Regions from separate parts of the Homo sapiens genome. Here region 2 is linked to region 1. Evidence: chromatin loops called from intact Hi-C (ENCODE). Cell type or tissue: heart left ventricle. All regions are shown on one strand.

The links. A loop is a pair of places that touch in the nucleus more often than their neighbours do. Peaks named below come from ENCODE experiments on the same cell type or tissue, not always from the same donor. Only the 100,000 strongest peaks of a DNase experiment are listed, where the experiment ranks them.
Region 2: it touches region 1 in a loop (4-fold over the local background); 20 of 110 quality-filtered maps call a loop at or near these places.

Annotation. Positions count from the first base shown.
Region 1 is chr16:68,225,216-68,233,215 of GRCh38, forward strand. NFATC3 (nuclear factor of activated T cells 3) reads left to right here. Exons shown (of 10, transcript NM_173165.3): 10 at 1,135-4,044. The coding sequence ends at 1,256. It overlaps ESRP2 (epithelial splicing regulatory protein 2), which reads right to left. Exons shown (of 15, transcript NM_024939.3): 6 at 7,546-7,600; 7 at 7,362-7,472; 8 at 7,156-7,288; 9 at 7,031-7,073; 10 at 6,587-6,888; 11 at 6,267-6,479; 12 at 5,963-6,161; 13 at 5,626-5,812; 14 at 5,174-5,339; 15 at 3,818-5,100. The coding sequence ends at 5,011. Among named protein-coding and RNA genes, the nearest start is that of MIR6773, 4.3 kb to the right of the region's middle. RefSeq lists an enhancer at 2,222-2,271. In heart left ventricle, a CTCF peak has its summit at 4,359 (motif pointing left); DNase peaks (open chromatin) are centred at 6,576 and 7,406; H3K27ac peaks cover 1,378 bases.
Region 2 is chr16:68,060,477-68,068,476 of GRCh38, forward strand. DUS2 (dihydrouridine synthase 2) reads left to right here. Exons shown (of 17, transcript NM_017803.5): 8 at 590-637; 9 at 5,841-5,906; 10 at 6,090-6,160. Among named protein-coding and RNA genes, the nearest start is that of NFATC3, 21 kb to the right of the region's middle. RefSeq lists an enhancer at 1,027-1,076. In heart left ventricle, a CTCF peak has its summit at 4,427; a DNase peak (open chromatin) is centred at 4,415; H3K27ac peaks cover 1,185 bases.

The DNA.
Region 1 (8,000 bases):
TGCTGAGATTACAGGCATGAGCCACTGCGCCTGGCTACTAATATCTAATTTTATAACTCCATTACTCTGAAAAGAAACTCCATACTCATTAGTAATTCCTCCCTGTTTCTCCCTCTCTACAACCTGTAATCTATTTTCTGTCTCTATGGATTGGCCTGTTCTGGACATTTCATATAAATGGAATCATATATGACCTTTTATTGTCTGGCCTATTTCACTTAGCAGACTGTTTTCAAGGCTCATCCATGTTGTAGCATGTATCAGAACTTCATTACATCTCAAGGCTGTATATTCCATTTTATGGATAGAGACAACTTACGTTTATCCATTCATCACTTGGTAGACATTTGGATTGTTTCCACTTTTTGGCTATTATTAATAATGCTGCTGTGAACATTTGAAAGTTTTTCATGTGGACATATGTTTTCACTTCTCTTGTAAATATGCCTAGGAGTGGAATTAGCATAGACTCTTTAGTTGATAAGGCAAGGAATGAAATGATGTGAGAACTAAAGGTTCTTATTTGGGGGATTTGGGATGTTCCCTTCTATGTTAGTTCTGTAAGATGGAAATTCTTTGCTCTGGACCTCACAGAGCACTGTACCTCCCTGAGATGCTTAGGACATCAGAGAAATTAACAGAAAAGCTAGAGCCTCCAATCAGAAAAGATCACAAACAACAGAAATGCCCCCACATAATAAAGAGTGCTTGTATTAGGATACAGTAGCAAAATCACCCCCACATCACAGTGGTTTATTCTGACCAAAGCATTTATTTTCATTCCATTTACATAGGAGGTGGCATTGTAGAAAATAAAAACTTTCTCAAAGAGATATGAATTAAAGAAAAGTTAGAGTAAGGTGAATACTTATTTAAACATACCTTTAGAGTGAGGGTAAGCCCCCTTCCCAACCCAAAATGAACTGAATGAGAGAGAAAAAGAGGTCCAGAGTAGTTTGTGGAGCGATGTTTCCATCTCTAATGCCACTCAGCTCAGGAGCAGGCTTCAGACACTGCCTTTATCTTTACAGAAAGCCATGGGAAGGGAAATGTCTGAGGTAGAGCTCAGCGTTGGGCATCATATGGCTAATCACTCAGAGGTCACTAATCACTCTCCCTTTTCTTGTTTTTCAGTGAACGAGATAATTGGGAGAGACATGTCCCAGATTTCTGTTTCCCAAGGAGCAGGGGTGAGCAGGCAGGCTCCCCTCCCGAGTCCTGAGTCCCTGGATTTAGGAAGATCTGATGGGCTCTAACAGTGCTTACTGCAGCCTTGTGTCCACCACCAACTTCTCAGCATGTTTCTCTCCTTGGACCTTGGGTTTCCAACTCTGCAGCCTTCAGGTCTGGGGCCAGGAGTGGGACCCACCATTTGTGGGGAAAGTAGCATTCCTCCACCTCAGGCCTTGGGTAGATTTGGCAAAAGAACAGGAGCAGCATAGGCTGTTTGAGCTTTGGGGAAATGAACTTTGCTTTTTATATTTAACTAGGATACTTTTATATGATGGGTGCTTTGAGTGTGAATGCAGCAGGCTCTCTTGTTTCCGAGGTGCTGCTTTTGCAGGTGACCTGGTTACTTAGCTAGGATTGGTGATTTGTACTGCTTTATGGTCATTTGAAGGGCCCTTTAGTTTTTATGATAATTTTTAAAATAGGAACTTTTGATAAGACCTTCTAGAAGCAAAAAAAAAAAAAAAAAAAAAAAAAAGAAAAAAAAAGAAAAGAAAAAAAGAAAAAGAAAAAAATATCCCAAGCCCACACCTATGCCTCAGAAAGTCAGCATGTGTCCTGAAGACGTTCATAGATTTATAGGAAATAAAGCCAAATGTAGCTCATACCTCTTTATAAAACTAAACTGTTGTTAGATAAAATGAGAAGAGACCATTCCATCATTGAAGTGTTGGAATATAAAAAGACATTCCAGAGCATAGCCTTTTGGTAACTTTCTAGGTAATCTTGCAATCTCTCCATACTGGCTCCATGTTGAAATTGCTTTTTCCCTCAGGACCCTGGGTAAGATGGCTACATTTAAGGTGACTCTGAATGGTGGGGTTCTAGCTTGGTCACTTTCATTTCTTGCCATCATAAAAACTAGTAGGCTGTGGAGTGCGCTTCCTGTTTGTGTCATCTGGTCGTAGAACCTTTTCCAAACAGAAGCATCTGCCTTTGGCTGTTCTGTGACCTTTGAAGCCAGTCTCAGTGGTTTAGGCAGCTTTGCAGTTCTAACTCTAGCTAGAGGCCAGGCTGTGTGCAGAGCTAAAGCACAAATGAGCAGTACATCAGCATGGGCAGAGAAAATACAGGACTCCAGATGGGAAGGTTTTAAGAGTCACACTGGCATGGAAGGCTTATCTGCCATTCTATTTATAGCCTGAAATGATTCTGGCCTACCCTGTCCTGTCTGTATGATCTAAAAACCAGCCTTTTCCCCAGAAGGCTCTGAGCACATCCAGAAGTGATAACCTGACCCTCCACACCAAAGACACCCTGGTGCTGCTGCTGGTGAGACTGGTGTCCAAGGCAGGGCCCAGCAGAAACTGCAGCCTGCTGTCTACCAAAGGAGGTACCCGAGTTGGGTACTTTAAAAAAAAAAAAAACCTGCCCTTACCCCTCTCCCTAATGGGATTTTTTTTACCTGTTCCTGGGCCCATTACAGAGCCTCTGAAGTTTGCAGTATGCTTTCAAATGAAATAATATACTTCCATTGATTCAGGAAGCAGATTTTTTGAGTGCCTATATGTGAGACAGTGTGCTGGTTGAAGGCCTGATGCTGTTATTCCAGGAGACTGCAGGCCCTTGATGCCAGGACTCTCTCTACTAAGGCCAGTTCAGGTCTGGGAAAGGGAGCTGGCCTATTGCCCACCACCTGTTGTCAGTAGGTTAGGAGCTGTTGACTCAGGATGAGGAAGTATGGTCTTTAAAAAAAACAAAATATATTTTAGATTTCTCCCCTAAAGTTAGTTAGAGAAAAAGGTCTATTCTTCAGCAGATCACTGTGGCCCCTCTTGGAGCTGGGTGTTTTCAAATTTTCTTGAAAAGTGAGTTGTGTCACAGAATGTGGATAGTGAGATTTGCTTCTGGGCCTGTGGTTGGACGCCCACAGCTTCCTTTGGAGGGGCAAGAAGTTGGCCTCTCGGTTGACATTCCAGAGAAATGGCCAGACTTGCCCCTACCCTTTTGCCCCTGGTGTAGCTGCCTCACATGAGGTTATTGCAAGAGTTCCCCTTGCAATACCCTTTGTGCCCTCAAGAATTAAAAGCCTCTATGATCCAGAGTTGCTATGCACCAAATTTTGATGCCTTCTAAATACCTTGATGCCTGTAGCACTAGAAATGCTTTCCTATTTAAAATAAACATTAAATTTTAAAATAGAGCTTTGTATACTATGTAAGCAGTTTTATATCAGCTTTGTAAAAGCTTTGGTGTTAAGAGTCAATATTTTTTGGCTTTGTAGATAAAGACTTAAATTTTTGTGCAACATAGTGGTGTTAAAGCACACATCCATTGGACTATGCAAATCAATTTCTACTAGCAGCACTGAGCAACTGGGCACGTGCTAGTACGCACCCCCTCCTACTCTAACTGTGCTAGCTCTTGGGTTGAGGAATGGAATGGGTAGCCTTCTGCTTACTGGAGATGCACAGAGAAACATGGCTGAAAACAGCTTTAAAAAGAACATGTCTTTGGGTTCATGTGTGGTGCTGCTGCCCGGGTGTAAACTATCCCCACCCAGGGCCAGCCATTATCACCAGACCTCTTCTGGGCCTGGCTGTGAAGCCCTGTTTTTGGTATTCAGAATGGATCTTTAAGGCTCAGATGGGCTCAAATTGAAACCTTGTGTTTTATAAAATGGATGTTTAGTAAAGGAACTGGTTCTCAGTTATGTTTACAGCACTTGGAATTGTGTGTTCTTGTACATTTTGTATTTTAAAACCTTTTATGGGAGTGCAGTGCTCCTTACACAAATACAAAGGGAAGAAGAGCCAGCAGTTGAGGCTCCTCAGTTTTAGTGCTGAAATAATAAACAGTGACAGGTCAACAGTATCCTTAATCTGTCTGAGTGTTCCTCCGCCTGGGGTTGGTGTGGAGCCCCTCACTTTGGGGCAAAGTTAAGGGTCCTGTGTCTTTTAAAAAGTCCATTTGGTCAATAACTTTTCATTTAAGGAAGAGAAGATCGAGTTCCAAATTGCTTCCGAGGCTTCAGTTCTGTACCATTTAATGCGTGCAAAGGACATTCCATGGTGTCTGCTGGGTTCAGGGCAACTGGCTTTCCCAAGGCATACAAGAAAAGTTGGCAGAAAGTCCTCCCCTTTAAAATTCAAGCCTGAAGGTTTTGTGTGGGGGCCTACTGCCCCCTAATGTCTTCTGGTGATACTGCAGCACAGTCCATCAAAATAGTTTGTGGTTTTGCCATCTGTTACTCCTTATGCCCACCTGGAGAGGGGCTAGCATCTTTAGGTGGGACCACCCCTGGCACAACATGGTCTCTGAGGTCCAGATACTCTGAGGGTAGGGGCTGGCTCTCTCTGCCTCCCTATCCCCTACAAGAGGGACAGGGAGAGGTAGAACATTGGGATCTTTACTCAGAGGCTCAGATGGACCCTTGATTCTCCCAGGAGTCATACATTGAAGGTACCAGAGCTTCCATTTTATAAAAGAAAGCAAGCCTGCCGTGGACCTGTCAGCCCCACGATATCTGTCGGCATGGGCCACAGCCAGGACAGACTTAAGGGCTCTCCAGGTGCCAGTCAAGATGCCTGGCTCAGGCCATCAGGAGCTGGTTAGCCCCATTCCACCCCCAGCCCTGCATGCAGGGTCCAGCCATTGTCTTTGGGGGAAACAGGCAGAATAAGTGGAGGATGGAGCTGGGGCTTGGGCTCCTCTAGGTACCTTCTGAGAGCTTTGACAAGCCAGAAAGAAGCTACCAGGTTGAGGGTGCTGGTCTTCTGGACTCAGGAGAGACATGTTCGCCGAGGATATCAGCTGGCTCTTACCTCCTGGCTTTCTCTCCTACAAACACACCCATTCCTTGGGGGCTTGTAACACAGTGCGAGGTGGGTCACCAACAGGCATCAGACTGGTGTAGTCATCAGCGGGTAGCTACAGAAGGGACACAGATTTAGGGCAGAGAGCTCAGCCAGACCCGCCAGGCCCTCCGGCCACACAATCTCACCTGGTAGGCCTGGAAGACGCTGAGCAGATCCTTCATACCAGCCGTGTATGGGACACCCTGCATGCGGACCAAGGCTCCTGACTGGGACAACACTGAGGTGGGAGCAGAGGCCAGGGCAGCAGTGGGTGTAGTGAGGTAGCCCACAGTGGTGGGGGAGACTGGGGGGCTAGGGTGGGAGAGACAAGGTTTAGTCATGCATGCCACCTGTGGCCTAGACCGAGACCTGTTTCCCTCCTCCCTTGTTTCTGCCTTGTGCTTAATTCAGTTCCTCCCTGAAGCCCCAGCCTCTACAGAGTCATTTTCGATCTGTTTTGTAGATGGCATTAGCCAGCTGCCACCTTACTCCCTTGTCATCTCAAGGGAGGAGTTATCTGGTCCAGAAAGGGGATCGTGACCTTTCCCCAGATTGGGACAGGGAGTGGGACTGTGATATTCTCTTAGCTGCAGGGTACCTTGGGTAGTAGGCTGTGTAGTTCAGGTAGAGTTGAGTGGCTGGCCCTGGATAGTAGGCAACAGGGGTGGGGGCAGCAGGCACCCTGGCAGCTGGGAGCAGTGCTGAAGAGGGGTATAGAGCTGCCGTCTCCGTGGGAATGAGCGTTGGGGTGGCTTGGAAGGTGGTGTAGGTAGGTGGTGAGAGGCCTAGAGACGGAAGTAGAAAGTGCATGTGCACGGAGCCCAGCACTGCCCTGGGTGGGGTAGCCAGAAAGGAGTCCCCGCTATAGAAGGTAGGGGCTTACAACAGCCTGGCTACCACAGGCCTCCTCCTCCCCTAGCCCCTAGGGCACTCACAGGGCAGCTTGCAGGGTGGAGGGGACATGCCACTGCGGCCCAAGGTGCCCCCCATCAGCACTCGGCTCATCTCCTCTGTGGAACAGGGGACCACCTCCACGTAGCGCTCCTTCATCACCTTCTTATGGCAACGCTGAGCAGCAGCTAGGGCTCGCTCTGCTGATGTCATCTGAATGAAGGCATCGCCCGATGGCCGGCCCTGTGCACACCATCTTGTGAGCAGTTTGTCATGTGTAAGAGTGCCTTACCCCTAACACACACCCCTTCCTATTTATGTGTTCCCCCTACCAAGCAGTGGCTTCACCTGCTGGTTGAGCACCATGTGTACACCGTGGGGCCGAATGTCAGCTGCTGCCTCCCCCAGAAAGCTCAGGATGTCTTCAATGGTGGCCGTGTAGGGCAGGCCTCGGAGGCGTACACAGTCCCTCCCAGTCCCAGGTGCCAGTGGGAAGGGGATGGGCAGCAGTGGGGCAGTCAGTGTAGGAAGGAGTGGGCCGGATGCATAGCGGTTCAAGACCTAGTAAGGAAGGCAGCAACAGGCTGGTCATGCCAAGTAGGGCAGGGACACAGAGGGCCGCCCTGGAGTAACAGTACATCTGGGGGTGGGGAGCCCTGGGCGCTCACCTGCTGCACTTCGGCTGCAGTGCTCCGGAAGAGTTCAATGTATCGCTTACCCAGCATGCCCTTGTGCCTGCGCAGTGCAGCCTGTGCCAGCTCCTCACAAGCAAAGAGGGCGAAGGCATCACCAGTCGGCCGGCCATCAGGATGGCGCACAAAGAGCAGCCCCTCGGTACCCCCAGTCACTGGGCACTCTGGCCCCAGGAAGCCAAGCACGTCCGTTGGCCCAGCCGAGAAGGGCAGTCCCCGCAGCCGCAGGATCACTTGGTCTTCCCGTGACAAGAAACGAGCCACCTCTAGTGATGTGCCTGTGTATGAGAGTCGCCTGCTGACTTCACTCATGCTCCTCCAGACACTCACCCATGCAGGGGAGCAGGCAGGCAAGGGGTGGTGGGGAAGTGAAATGGATCAAGAACCAGGGGAGCCAGGCCCTGTTTGCAGTATACTCACCCCCTGCAATCTTTACAAACTCCTCCCCTGTCGCTTTATACACCTGTGGGTACAGAGAGCAGCAGCCCATGGGTCTCAGGCCTGACTCAGATTGGCCCTGCTCCGCTCCCAGCCCAAAGCCCCACCTCAATATAGCGGACGCCCATGTGGTGCTTGTGTCTCTGCAGCGCTAGGTCCCGCTGCTCGCTGTCCACAAAGCGGATGAGGGCCTCGCCATTTCTGCGGCCCTGGGCGTTGAGGCAGAGTGCTACACCACCCCTGTGGAGCCAGTGCTGTTAGTGCCTCCTGGGTAGGCCTGTCCAATTGGGCCCACCCACCCTGCCACACCCACCTGGCCACGTTGAGCCCTTTGAAGAAGCGAGCCACGTCCTGGTCTGATGACTGCCACGGCAACCCACGAGCCCGTACCACAGTCTCACTGTCCACCACATCAGCCTTGCTGCTGTAGGGGCAGGGCACAGTGCTGTCAGAGCTATTCAGCTGTTGTCACCCCCAGCCCCTGCTCCCACACTCACCAAGGCCCCGTCTCGTATTTCTGCTTTATCACCTCGGGCTTCGAAAACAATTGACCTGAGAAAAGATGGCCTGGGGGTCAGCAGGGTCTGGTGGAGAGGGGTGTCCCCACCAAGTTCTGCAAAAAGTGGACAATTGAGAGAGATGAAGAAATGACAGGCCGAGCACAGTGGCTCACGCCTATAATCCCAGCACTTTGGGAGGCCAAGGTGGGTGGATCATTTGAGGTCAGGAGTTCCAGACCAGCCTGGCCAACATGGTGAAACCCCATCTCTACTAAAAATACAAAAATTAGGTGGGCATGGTGGCAGGCGCCTATAATCCCAGCTACTCTGGAGGCTTAGACAGGAGAATCGCTTGAACCCGGAAAGTGGAGGTTGCAGTGAGCTGAGATTGTGCCACTGCACTCTAGCCTAGGCTACAGAGGGAGACTGTCTCAAAAAAAAAAAAAAAAAAG
Region 2 (8,000 bases), 160 kb before region 1:
CTAATTTTTGTATTTTTGGTAGAGACTGGATTTCACCATGTTAGCCAGGCTGGTCTCGAACTCCTGACCTCAGGTAATCCACCTGACTCAGCTTCCCAAAGTGCTGGAATTACAGGCGTGAGCCACCACGCCCAGCCTATACATTTTAAAAGTCATCACTCTGGTCTGGCCAGCCTGGCCAACATGGTGAAACCCTGTCTCTACTAAAAATATATTAAAAAATTAGCTAGGTGTGGTTGTGCATGCCTGCAATCCTGGCTACTCAGGATGCAGAGGAAGGAGAATCACTTGAACTGGGGAGGTGGAGGTTGCAGTGAGCCGAGATTGCGCCACTGCACTCCAGCCTGGGTGACAGAGCGAGAATCTGTCTCAAAAAAAAAAGAAAAAAAATTATCACACTTCAGTCCCAGATGTTATGGGCACAGATACTGCTGCCCTCCTACTTGTTTAAAAGAAGTGCCGGTTGCCAGTGGGCCTTGGTCCCTTGGAAGTGAGTGCCGGGGTGACGCTCAGTTGCCAGACCCCATCCCATGGAGAGGGCCATAGTGTCTCCCAGATGTAAGAAGACCTTTTGTGTGTTTCTCCTTAGGGAGGAATGGGAGCTGCCCTGCTGTCAGACCCTGACAAGATTGAGAAGGTAAGTCCTCCACGAGTGAAAGCAGGGGTCCTCAAACACAGCTCCAAACTAGAATTGTCTAGAACGCCTCCTTCCACCAATACCAGATTTACTGATGTCCACCCAGTTTCTCTCCCTGAGGCCTAGCGATTTCCAAAAAATTTTCCAGTGATTTTGACATGCAGCTAAGTTTGGGAACCCCCGAGCCAGCCTACAGCAGCCTTGATGTTCCTAAAAAGCCCAGAGCAAGAGACATGTCAATGAAGAGCCAGGGGTCCTGAGGACTCACAGAGAACCTCCTCTGTATTTCCTGTCTCCCTTCTGGGAAGGTCTTGAGAGCAGAGGCCAGCCCACCTGTGGTGAGGACGGGCTCAGTGGCCATATGTGTTTGTATGTGTGTGGGTGGATTGGCCTCTCCCAGGGGGCTTGATGAGAGGAGCAGTGGGTCCCCTATGTCCTGAAAGAGTCTACCCCAGCCCTTGGAGAGAAGCCCGGGCCAGGGTCAGAGGAGGCAAGCTGAAGTTAGTCTCTCTCTGTTCCCCTTTCTTTGGTGATTCTGTAGGCTAGCTTAATGAGGCCCTGGGGACAGGTTTGTGTTCCTCTCCCAGTCTGCCAGCTCTTTCCTTTTAGCTCCTTTGTTTTCCTTTTCATTCTCTATCGCTACTTCCCTGTCTGGGCTTTAAGCCTCATCCTGCTTCCCAGAGGCTAGAGCGACTTGGGACTTAGGCATCACCAATGAGAGCTGCCATCATTGCCAATGAGAGCTGCATGGTTGCTGTGCCAGCAGCCCAACCCTGCATGTTCCTCCAGCCCCACTGTCTCTGGGACATAGGAAGACCACTGTGCTTGCTGGCTACATGCCTTCTCGTTTTTCCCATGTGCAGCCAGAGATACTCTATCTATAGTGCACCTGTATAATGTGCCTTTCTTTTTTTTGAGACAGAGTCTTGCTCTGTCACCCAGGCTGGAGTGCAGTGGCACAATCTCAGCTCACTGCAACCTCTGCCTCCAGGTTTCAAGCAATTCTTCTGCCTCAACCTCCTGAGTAGCTGGGATTACAGGCGCCCACGACGACGCCTGGCTAATTTTTGTATTTTTAGTAGAGATGGGGTTTTGTCATGTTGGCCACGCTGGTCTTGAACTCCTGACCTCAGGTGATCTGCCCATCTTGGCCTCCCAAAGTGCTGGGATTACAGATGTGAGCCACTGTGCCCAGCCATAATGTGCCTTTCATTTGATCCTGAAACCCCTTGAAGTAGATAGGATTGGCAGTTATCTCCATTTGATCAAGGACAATAGACTAAAGCACAGAGAGAGAAAATAATTTGCTTAAGATCATATAGTAGGCCGGGCGTGGTGGCTCATGCCTGTAATCCCAGCACTTTGGGAGGCTGAGGCGGGCAGATCACAAGGTCAGGAGATCGAGACCATTCTGGCTAACACGGTGAAACCCAGTCTCTACTAAAAATACAAAAAATTAGCTGGGCGTGGTGGCGGGTGCCTGTGGTCCCAGCTACTCAGGAGGCTGAGGCAGGAGAATGGCATAAACCCGGGAGGCAGAGGTTGCAGTGAGCAGAGATCGTGCCACTGCACTCCAGCCTGGGCGACAGAGCAAGACTCCGTCTCAAAAAAAAAAAAAAAAAAAAAAGATCATATAGTAAATAAGTGGCAGGCAGAGCCAGCTTGTGAACTATAGTCTCTTCTGACTCCTAGTGTCAGCACCCTCTCCAGTAGCATCTCAGGTTCAAGGTGCCTGGGTATAGTTTATAAGTGTCAGGTCAATAGGCACCTCAACTTGGAAATCTCCAGTTAAGACACTTGTGTGCAGGGTGGAGTGGAAGTAGACATCTTGGATGTCAAATTGGTTTCCACACCTAGGAGAGGGGGCCCCAGCAGGGAGGATGTGGTTCACAACATGAGCACACAGGCATTTTTGTTATCCTCCAGCCTCCTCTCTTCTCAGACCCAGGCTGTTGGCTCTGTCCTCTCTACTGCCCCTCTTTGAATAAGGCAGATTTCATCCATGAGGCAGCAGAGATACACTCAACCTCAGAAGCTTAGTTCATTTCACTACTTCTCTGGTTGGGTACTCAGATGGGCCAGGTTGGACTGATAGATGGGGTTTGCCCCATGGTAGGGAGGTTGCAGGCTTCCACAACAAAGCCAGATGTGGCTTAGGTGTAGGGGCTGGATTCAATTCGGGTCCAGACTGTGTTGGCAAGCTGGGTGACCTGGGTGAGAGCTTTGCGGGTCCTTCCAGGCTTGGCGTTTTAGGCCCGTGGTTCCATCTGTGGGAGTATCTCAAGACCACCTCTAGAAATTTTCTCAAGATTCTTGTTTGGGGTTATGAAAAACTTTGGAAATACATAACATTGGTGGTTGTACAACATTGTGAATGTAATTAATGCCACTGAATTATACACTTAAAAATGTTTAAGATGGCAAATTTCATGTTATATATATTTTACCCCAGTTAGAAATAAAGGATGCTATCTGTTGAGAATTCTGCAGACCCTTGGGGTGAGTAGGGGTGGAGAGTGGGATATCAATCTCTTTGAGAAAGCTTCTACCAGGTAACTCTGATATATGCTCCCTGGATTAAGAACCTCAGTTTTATTTTATTTTTTTAAATATTTATTTATTTATTTTGAGAGGGAGTCTTGCTCTGCTGCCCAGGCTGGAGTGCAGTGGTGCGATCTCAGCTCACTGCAACATCCACCTCCTGGGTTCAAGTGATTCTCCTGCCTCAGCCTCTGAATAGCTGAGATTACAGGCATGCACCACAACACCCGGCTAATTTTTGTATTTTTAGTAGGTACGGGGTTTCACCATGTTGTTCAGGCTGGCCTTGAACACCTAACCTCAGGTGATCTGGCCTCCAAAAGTGCTGGGATTACAGGTGTGCGCAGGGCATCCCCCTTGTGTACACTGTACTTGGGCCATGGCTGACAATTGGCAGGGCCAGGACATGAACTCAGGTCTCAGTGCTTTCCAGGCCTATGCTTTCCTATCCTCATCTGCTGCCTCCCAGAAACCAGGGGAGTGAAGGAGACTGCTTTTCTTCAGTTGGCCAGTGGGTCTATTGAGGCAAGCCTGCTTGTAGGTAGATGTGCTGTTCCTCTGCTCAAATATGGACTTGTCTCTCATTCTTTCTCCCCAAAGACTTGGATCTGGAGAGTTGGTGTCCAGGAGAGTGTCATGCTAGAGCCTGGCCAGAAGACAATCTCTAGTTGCCATTTCCCCTCAGTGTGACCCTTGCAAGTGCCTAGGGTTTTTGGTTACCTAATTTCCTTCCTAGTCCTTAACACACACATGAAACACACAGAAATACTGAAGAAAGTACTGAGAGCTACTTGGATAAAATAGCAAAAGGAAGTTCTACAAGACAGAGAATTGGATCAGACCAGCTGGTGTTGCTTAAATCACCAAATGTCAGAGGATTCTAAGTGAGCACTTGTAATGGAACCTTTTAGAGATGTTGCTCTGAGCATGAAGGATGGGACTAGAATGAGAATTTTTATTGTATTTCTTGATGAACCTGTCAGTCCCGCCCTTAAAATGTAAGTGCCTCTTTAAGGCCTGCCAGGGTGACCCTAAGACCTCAGGCCAAGTCTGCCTCCTGGAGCAGCACCTAGAGACTGTTCCTTCCTGCCAGTCCCTGGCATTTGGGCCAGCAGGTCCTGTCTTGCTCATGAACTGTCTGTCAGTCCAGCCTCTTGATCTGATGTCTTCTGGAATGGCCTGCTTCATCCTGTCCCTGATAGGCCTCCACTACTGGTTTTTGCAACCTGGCTCTCTGCTGCCCCCGCCTGTCTAGAATCAAGACTGGCAGCAGCCACCTAGATATCCCCCTGCTCTGCTAGGCAGAGATCCAGTTCTTGGAAGAGGGTTCTTGGGATCATCTTTCCTCCAGCTTGCCTGGCCTGAAATTTCTGATGAGGGAAGAAGATAGCAATGACACAGACATGCAGTGTCATCTACACCTCTCTATCTCTGATTCTTGTGTGGTCTGGTCTTGCTACCTCCCTGTCACTTTCCTGCGTGACTTCTTGATCTTTCTTTGAAATCTTTTGCAATTGCTATGTGATAAGCACTTTTAAATATGTGCTTATCTTATGAGTATGTTGTCTTTTCCTTTGCCAGTTTCACTCATGTATGTCTGACTGCCCTAAAGAGGAATGCAGGCCCCCCTTAAGAGCCTTCCTGTTCCCTCACCCTGTAAGTCCTGGAACAACACTTAGGGAACATTCCCTTCACCCAGGAAAGAAGCTGTCTGCCCCCCCGCTTTTTTTTTTTTTAATAGAAACAGGGATGGGCTAGGTGCAGTGGCTCAAGCCTGTCATCCCAGGACTTTGGGAGGATAAAACAGGTGGATTGCTTGAGCTCAGGAGTTCGAGACCAGCCTGGCCAACATGGTGGTCCCAGCTACTCTGGAGGCTGAAGTGGGAGGATGGCTTGAGCTAGGGAGGCAGAGGTTACAGTGAGCCAAGATTGTGCCACTGCACTCTAGCCTGGGAAACAGAGCCAGACCCTGTCTCAAAACAAAACAAACAAACAAACAAACAAAAAGGAAACAGGGTCTTGCTGTGTTGCCCAGGCTGGTCTCAAACTCCTGGCTTCAAGCAATCTTCCCACCTCAGCCTCTCAAAGTGTTGGGATTACAGGCATAAACCACCACACCCAGTTAGCTATGTGTTCTTTTTTTCTTACTTTTTTTTTTTTTTTAGCCGTGTGTTCTTAACCAAGGCTAGGCCTCAGAATGATTCTGAGGACGGGCTGGAGTGTGTTGGGCAGAGCCTTTTGAAAACACACATTCCTAAGCCCTTCCCCTAGAGACTGACTCAGGAAATAATAGTGTGGAATTCAAGAGTGTGTATTTCTTCAGTTCTCCAGATAATTCTGGTATTTGTCCTGGCAAAGGCTCAGTGAGCTGCACACAGGTGTACACGCGTACCCATTCACTCACTCATTCAGTATATTTGACAAATATGTGTATACCACTAGGTGCCAGGCAGGTGCTGGGGCTCCAGTATAGAACAAAGGCAGGTCCCTTGCCTCATGGAGCTTATGTGTGTATGTGTGTAACAGACACACACATGCATTCACACATATGCAAACTGTTCATGCCACCGGAATGCACAGCCTGTAGCGGAGTTAATTAGTACAGGCAGAGTGATGGTTTGTTCCAGAAGACATAGGTGCTCTTGTGTTTTCCTTTCTGCAGATCCTCAGCACTCTTGTTAAAGGGACACGCAGACCTGTGACCTGCAAGATTCGCATCCTGCCATCGGTAAGGATGGTGTGTTACATATGAAGGTCCATTCTCTCTGGTGATGTTGGATTTAGGTTTGTGAACGATTCTTGAGGTGCTAAATTAGGCTTGGAGGAGAGAGTAGAGCTGAGCCTACTTTAGGAGGCAGCAGCTGCTCCTTCTGGAGCTTCAGTAACCATCCTGTGTGGTCCTCCTCCTCAGCTAGAAGATACCCTGAGCCTTGTGAAGCGGATAGAGAGGACTGGCATTGCTGCCATCGCAGTTCATGGGAGGTGAGTGGTCACCTTTCTAGTGACTGGCAGGGAGGTCCTAACCCATCTTAGTGATCCTTCCTTAATTGATCTGTCACCCCAAGTGACAGCCAATTTCTCTTCTACATATTCAGCCTACCTCTGCCTAGCTCTTTGATATCTTATGAGTCTGGAGGGCAGGCAGACCCTGAATGGGCTTTTGCATTTGCCTTTCTTTCATTCATGGAGTGCCTATTGAGGGTAGGTACTGAGGTTTAGAGACACAGAGAGACTAAGAAAGGAGAAACACCTCTACTATCAGGATGTGTAAATGCTAGAGATTGAGTAATTTGCTCAAAATCATACCATGCAGCCAGTACGTGGTGGAATTCTGACCCTCATGAGAAAAATCTCATTTATTTCCTTCCCTCCCTCCCTCCCTCCCTTCCTTCCTTCCCTCCCTCCCTCCCTTCCTTCCTTCCCTCCCTCCCTCCTTCCTTCCCTCCTTCCTTCCTTCTTTCCTTCCTCCCCTCCCCTCCCCCTCCCTTCTCCCCTCCCTCTCCCATCTCCTCCCCTCTCCCCCCTCCCCTCCCATCTCCTCCCCTCTCCCCTCCCATCTCCTCCCCTCTCCCCTCCCATCTCCTCCCCTCTCCCTTCCCATCTCCTCCCCTCCCCCCTCCCCTCTCCTCTCCCCTCCTCTCCTCTCCTCCTCTTTGTCATTCTGTCACCCAGGCTGGAGTGCAGTAGCGCAGTCTTGGCTCACTGCAATCTCCATCTCCCGGGTTCAAGTGATTCTCCTGCCTCAGCCTCCCGAGTAGCTGAGATTACAGGTGCGCTCCACCATGCCCAGCTAATTTTTATATTTTTAGTAGAGACAGGGTTTCACCACGTTGGCCAGGCTGGTTTCAAACTCCTGATCTCAGGTGATCTGCCCACCTTGGCCTCCCAAAGTACTGGGATTACAGGCATGAGCCACCAGGCCCAGCCTCATTTTCTTTCTATTATATTGAGCAATGACTTCTCCCTTGAATAATCCCAGACAGACTGCTTTGTTTATGTGTTTTTCATTGTTGTTGTTGTTTTTTGAGACAGTCTTGCTCTGTTACCCAGGCTGGAGTGAAGTGGCACAATCATAGCTCACTGCAGCCTCAAACTCCTGGGCTCAAGTAATCCTCCTGCCTCAGCCTCCTGAGTAGCTGAAACTACAGGCACATGCCACCACACCTGGCTAATTTTTTATTTTTTTGTAGTGACGGGATCTCCTTATGTTGCCCAGGCTGGTCTCAAACTCCTGGGCTTAAGTGATCCTCCTGCCTCAGCCCCTCAAAGTGCTGGGATTACAGGCTTGAGCCACCATACCCAACCTATTCTTTTAAAGGCTCTGCCTCTCTTGTCTGCATTTGTTGGACTGCCAGCTGTCACAATGACTAAACAATCCTTCTAGCTGTAGCTAATGTACTCTATGCTGAGAGCTGAGGTTCTGAAGGCCACCCTTGGCTTACCATTCACACTTGTTCCCTGTGTCCAGGATGTGATTTTGTACAGCATCTCAGGTCAGTAGACTTGGGCCAGAGGGACCTCTCTTCTCTGAGTGATGTTCCTTTGGGCTTAGGGGTCTTATAGGAAGAGCCCAAGTTGTTGATTGTGCTCTTACAACATTTTCAGAGAAGGGAACCCAGAACTCCCTTCATACAAAGCAGAGCAAAGCAGAGTTGCTTGGGTTGAAGCCAGGAGGGAGGAGTACACACTTGTACACATATGCGCCTTCCCAAGGCAGCAGGCTTTGGATTCAGACTCCCTGGTTTGAGATCCCGGCTCTGCTGCTTGTTAGCTGTATATCCTTGGGAAATCACTTAACCTTTCTGAGCACAACATTCCTTGT